2 separate regions of the Homo sapiens genome follow, and region 2 is linked to region 1. A link is a contact called in ENCODE Hi-C or POLR2A ChIA-PET data. All regions are on one chromosome and are shown on one strand. Each heading gives the region's core, a stretch centred on a gene start or an enhancer-like site at or near the end of the contact. The rest is flanking DNA. Distances are from core to core; before and after follow the strand shown.

Region 1 (2,700 bases), core at 31-2,530:
AAAAACAACATTTCTATGAATTGTAACAAAAAGATATTTACAAAATGTGGTTTTACTACCTCTAATTTTAACATATATCAGACACTTCAGAATATCTAAAAAGAATAGACATTTCAAAAAAGCTTAGCATTGTCAACTACATACATAGTAGTGAGGAAGCGAATGCACACAAAACAATGGATAGAATATGAAAATGTCTTCTAAATATGACCAGTCTAGCATAGAACCTTCTTTTTTTCCTTCTCAGGTCTTCGAGCTCCATGTCATCTAACCCACTGAACAAACGTGAACGTATCGCTTCTAGAGGCCGTCTAACAACTCAGTTTCCAAAAGTCAACTCCGGAAGACATGTATTTTCTATGATTTCTTTTAAACAAATGAGAATTTACAAGATGTGTGACTTTCTAACTCTATCATACGTCGGCAACCTCTTTCCATCTAGAAGGGCTAGATGTGACAAATGTTTTCTATTAAAAGGTTGGGGTGGAGTTGAGAGCAGCTTTTTCATATTATATACACAGGCCTTCCGTAAACGGCCTGTGAATCTTCCCAGAGGATGGAGGGCATTTCCAACGGGCCAAACGTGGCCTGTCATTCTACCATTTGTCTCTTCCGACAGCAAGGTCTGGTAGTACGGAGACCAACCGCCCGATCGCCGCTAACCGTTCCACCCGTCGTCGTTCGGGACTTCGCTCACCTCCCAGGCCCGTTAAGGCCTTTGTCCGTTGTCGTTAGGACTAGGTAGGTCTCGCCCAATGGCGACAGAGTGGTCACCCGGGACCCAGATCTGGCGGCTCCGTGGCCTGAAGAGGCGGCCGAGCCTGCCTGCGTCCCTAGGCCGCCTTCCCGGGCCCTCCATGCCCTAACGCCCTCCGCCGCGCGGCGTTCGAGCGGCCGCCATGCTTCCCGGCACGCTACTCCCGCCGCCACCCAAAGGCGCTGCGTCCAGGCTGCTCGGCGGGGGTTTCGTCCAGGCCCGGCAGGCTTGGGCCGGGAGACCCGACGGCCGGCAGGGTCCGGACTGGGAGAGGCCGCCGCCGCCATCAGTCACCGAGGTAGGGTAGGGAAGAGACGTTCGCCACCGCTTCAAGGCCTGGGCCCAGCCAGTGGGCAGCCACAGCAGAGGCCTCCGGTATCTGCAGGGCAGAGGGCGCGGCCTGTCCCGGGGCGCCCCCTAGCTCACCCGCCGACCCGGGGCCGGAGGGCCTGGAGCGCCCTGGAGGAGCGGCCCGCGCTCTGCGTCTCTCCGCGCTCTCTGCCAGACCGGAACTCTTGCAGTGATTTCTTACGGGGAGTAAGGATGAGGTGGGGAATGAGACTGAAGAAATGGAATTAAAAAGATAACTATAACTAAATAAAGAGGAGCCCTGCAGTAATGTAATGAGCCATGAACTGAAGAGTAACATTTATTCAACTCTGCCTGTGAAGGAGGGAGAGGGAAAGACAACTAGAGACAGAGGAGAAACGGAAAAAGGAGGTGAGATTTCAAAACACCGGTAGGTTCTGAAATTATTTTCGGAGTACAGAGTACTTTTTGCTGTCCTTGGAGTGGCTAATAAAAACAAAGAGTGCTTTTATTCCGGAACTCGGAAAATTTATTTTTTAAAAAGAGAGAAGACCATGTCACAAAGAGCAGGTAGGAAAACGTAGCGTAAACTTAAACTCGATTTGTGTCTAAATACTAAAAGTACGAACTGTCAGGAGTGGGATTCGAACCCACGCCTCCAGGGGAGACTGCGACCTGAACGCAGCGCCTTAGACCGCTCGGCCATCCTGACGCGCTTATGCTACATTGTGCTCAGGACTCACTTCTGTCTCTTGTCTAAACGCTATTAGTTCCCCATCCACCAGCCGCCCCCCTACCCCATGTCCCCACCCCCGCCCACCCCCTTGTTGTTCTTTTTCTCAAGATATGGGCATTCCTGGGTTAAAAGGTAAGCCGCCTCTCCGCGAACTGCCTCGGACGGCGCTGCATAGGACCGGTTGTCCGGGCCACAGAGCGGCGTCTCCCGAGTGAACGCCGAGTCACTCCCAGGCTGCGCGGGGAGGGCTGCGGCGGGTGGGGCGGCGGGCGAGGGAGGGCGGGTCGGGGTAGGGGGAGCGGGACGGGGGCGGGGGCGTGGGAGGGGCGGGGCGGGCGTGGGAGGGGCGGGGAGGGGGCGGGGCGGGCGTGAGCCAGCCCAGGGCCGAGTGACTAAGGCGGAAGACGGCGATGGCGCTCTGCTCTCAACTGAATTCTAGTTAAAATAATGGCAATCCTGTTGAACTCAACATTACTAGAATACCTGGCTTAAATTTACACTTAATTCCCAGGAAGTTTTAGGCTTGCTCCAGTTTTTGCTGGAACAAGGTGCTCGCTAATCCTTCTCCTTTGCGTTGTGCTGCAAATCTCCCAGCACGTGGTTACCCTTGGCAGGGCCGGTGGAGGGGACAGGAGCGTGGGAAGCCTGGCTTGTCTTGCCTCTCTGTCGGAGTTTATGGAGGATTTGCGCACTTTTCGGTGTGGATGTTATACTGTAATAAAAACTTTAAAAAGCAAAAGCAAAAACAGCAACAACAAAAATGGGGAGTAGCTTATGTATTTTACTAAACCTGGCGCAGCGGGTACTTGATAGAAGGCCTTGAGCACAACAACTTTTCTAAACATAAACAAAGGTCAGAGGTGACCTACTTCAAATTTTGTTAGCAAGGGTTAGCAGT
Region 2 (2,700 bases), core at 24-2,523, 1.7 Mb before region 1:
AATATGGTTTACATTGTTTTTTGATCTAATAAAGTACTTTATTTCATCAAATTTGCAATACTCCTTCTTGCTCCTTGGCCCTTCCACAGCTTATTCCTTCTGCTTGGACCACCCTCCAACCCTCCAATTTTCTTCTTGTTAATGCCCACTCACACTTCATGTCTCAGCATAATAAAACAATGAGCCAGGACAACTATACTACATGTTTCACATATATTAATTATTTAACCCTCACACAACCCTATAAAGAAGACACTATTCCTAATTTCTTCGTGCAGAGAAGGAAATTGAGACGGGGAGAGTTGAAGAACTTACACGAGGTACCAAAGCTAAACCTCAGATCTTTTCTCCAGTATCTCTTGCACCCACAGGCCCAAAACCTTGGATTTATATTTGCCTTCTTACTGTCACACCCTACATCTGACCCAGTAGCAAATATTATTGTCTCTATTTTCAAAGCAGATCATAATCTGATCACTGGCTCAAGATATCCTTATCTCCCACCTGAATTACTTGGAATTTTAAAAAATTACTCTTAACTTTTAAGTTTTCTTGATTCCATTCTTGCCCACTTACAATCTATTATCATCATGAGTCTCCAAGTAAAGAAGCTTTAAAACATAAGTCAGATCATGTTTTCTTCTGCTCAAAATCCTCCAAAAACACACACCAAAAAAAGACAAAATTCCTTACACGATACAGTTCTCATTTCCTCTACACTCTTCCTCTCCATACCCCAATCTCTCTGACATCATTCCCTACAAAGGTCGCCTTTGTTCACTGCTCCAACCGCTCTGGTCTCCCCGTTATTCCTCAAATATGCCAAGCAAGCTCCTGCTTTAAGACCTTTGCACTTGCTATTCCCTCTACCTAGAAAGTTCCTGACCGCAAAAGCCACTTAGGTCTTTCCACCCACCTCCTTCAGATTTCTGCTCAAATATTACCTTCTCGGTGGCGCCTACCTTTAATATCTACTTAAAATTGCGCTGAATGGATGAAAAATATGCAGCAGAAGGTTGTACTCTGTTTACCAGATCCACAGCTTCATCACTCTCATAGGCCCCAGGGCCGACACCTCCGCTACGGACCCCGCCCCCTCGGTCGAGGGAAGATTCTCTGCACCCGCCGGGAAGCAGCTGCTCCCTAGGCCCCTAGGCCGCAGTTCCGCCCCAGCCCGGGGCCCAGCTCCAGGGTCCGCTCACCTGGTCAAGGGGCCTCAGAGGACCCAAACGCTCTGAAACAGCGTCTTAGCTCATCGCCGAGTGTCAGCTCTAGCTCTTCGGAGCGCTTTCTTCTCCGCTCTAGGAACGCTGGAGGACCTTGGCTCGATGGTGCTGCCGCTTAGGCATCGCAGAAGGAGACTAACATGGGTGCTGCCTGCTGAGGACGGCTGGGAGGGTCATTTCGTTGTGAGCTAAGATTGTTGGGGTTTTTTTTTTGTTTCTGTTTTTGTTTTTGTTTTCTCATTTTAAAGTGGATGTTTATTTTATTCATGTAAAAACAGGCCAGCTCCGTTGAGTGTTATCACAAACAGCCAACATTTTCACTTTGCTCACATAAATAAAACACACATACTTCGCCATTTTTCGCAATTTAGAAATTCATCAAACACAATGGCAAAAATAATTGTCAAAGTATTTCGAAAATTAAACTAAACAATGGACATACGTTTGGATTGAAAGGTTTAAGGTAAGAAGAAATTAGGGCTATTACTGTGAGAGAAAATAAATCAACAACACTTTGCAATCAATGTAAGTTTCAGGGGGAATAAAAGCAACAGATATCACTTTATCAAAATAAATTCTACAACAGAGAACAGAAATAGTCTCTCTTGCCCACAGTATCACAAACTGGGTTTTTATAGTTTTTGAATAAGATAAACTCTTTGAATGCTTATACATTGCTAGTGGGAATGTAAATTAGTTCTGCCACTGTGGAAAGCAATTTGGAAATTTCTTAAGGAACTTAAAACAGAGCTCTCATTTGACCCAGCAATTCCATTATTGGGTATATACCCAGAGGAATATACTGTTCTACCATAAAGACCATGCATGTGTATGTTCATCACAGCACTTTTCACAATAGCAGAAACATGGAATCAACCTAGATGCCCATCAGTGGTGGACTGGAAAAAGAAAATGTGGTACATAACACCATGGAATATCATGCAGCTAAAAGAATGAGATCATGTCCTTTGCAGCAACATGGATGCAGCTGGAGGCCATTTATCCTAAGCCAATTAACACAGGAACAGAAAACCAAATACTGCATGTTCTTACTTATAAGTGGGTGCTAAACATTCAGTAAACATGAACACAAATGGGAACAACAGACACAAGGACTTCTTGAGGGTGGAGGGTGAGAGGAAGGTGAAGATTGAAAAGTTACCTATAAGGTACTATGCTACCACTTTGGTGACAAAATCATTTGTACACCAAACCCCAGCAGTATGCACTTTATTCATGTAACATACCTGCACATGTACCCACTGAACCTAAAACAAAAGTTGGAAGAAAGAAAAAAAAACCTTTAAAAAATCTGAACAAACTTTTGTGTTTAACTGATCAGTTGACAGAAGCTTTGAAATATCATTAAATATACAAAACATTGTACTGACGTGTAATTTATTCAGTGTTTCAAGCATTGAAATTATCATAACAGAAAAAAAACAACCAGTTTCATTATCACAAGCAGTTATCT

The links. A loop is a pair of places that touch in the nucleus more often than their neighbours do. ChIA-PET counts read pairs that join two places held with the same protein, here RNA polymerase II (POLR2A). Pooled maps may share reads with other maps.
Region 2: a pooled map shows a loop between it and region 1 (2.0-fold over the local background). The contact joins the promoter of ZSCAN26 here to the promoter of HCG11 in region 1. A Hi-C loop is called at or near these places in 1 of 50 pooled maps. POLR2A ChIA-PET finds 5 or more read pairs at or near these places in 3 of 52 experiments (CD8-positive, alpha-beta memory T cell, MCF 10A and activated CD4-positive, alpha-beta T cell).

Annotation. Positions count from the first base shown.
Region 1 is chr6:26,520,286-26,522,985 of GRCh38, reverse strand. HCG11 (HLA complex group 11) reads right to left here and starts at 1,280. Exons shown (of 1, transcript NR_026790.1): 1 at 1-1,280. TRL-CAG1-7 (tRNA-Leu (anticodon CAG) 1-7) reads right to left here and starts at 1,778; the gene lies at 1,696-1,778. LOC107986583 (a long non-coding RNA gene) reads left to right here. Exons shown (of 4, transcript XR_001744057.3): 1 at 1-1,477. RefSeq lists silencers at 825-1,344, 1,575-2,174.
Region 2 is chr6:28,265,716-28,268,415 of GRCh38, reverse strand. ZSCAN26 (zinc finger and SCAN domain containing 26) reads right to left here and starts at 1,273. Exons shown (of 4, transcript NM_001023560.4): 1 at 1,203-1,273. RefSeq lists enhancers at 667-1,231, 1,376-1,435.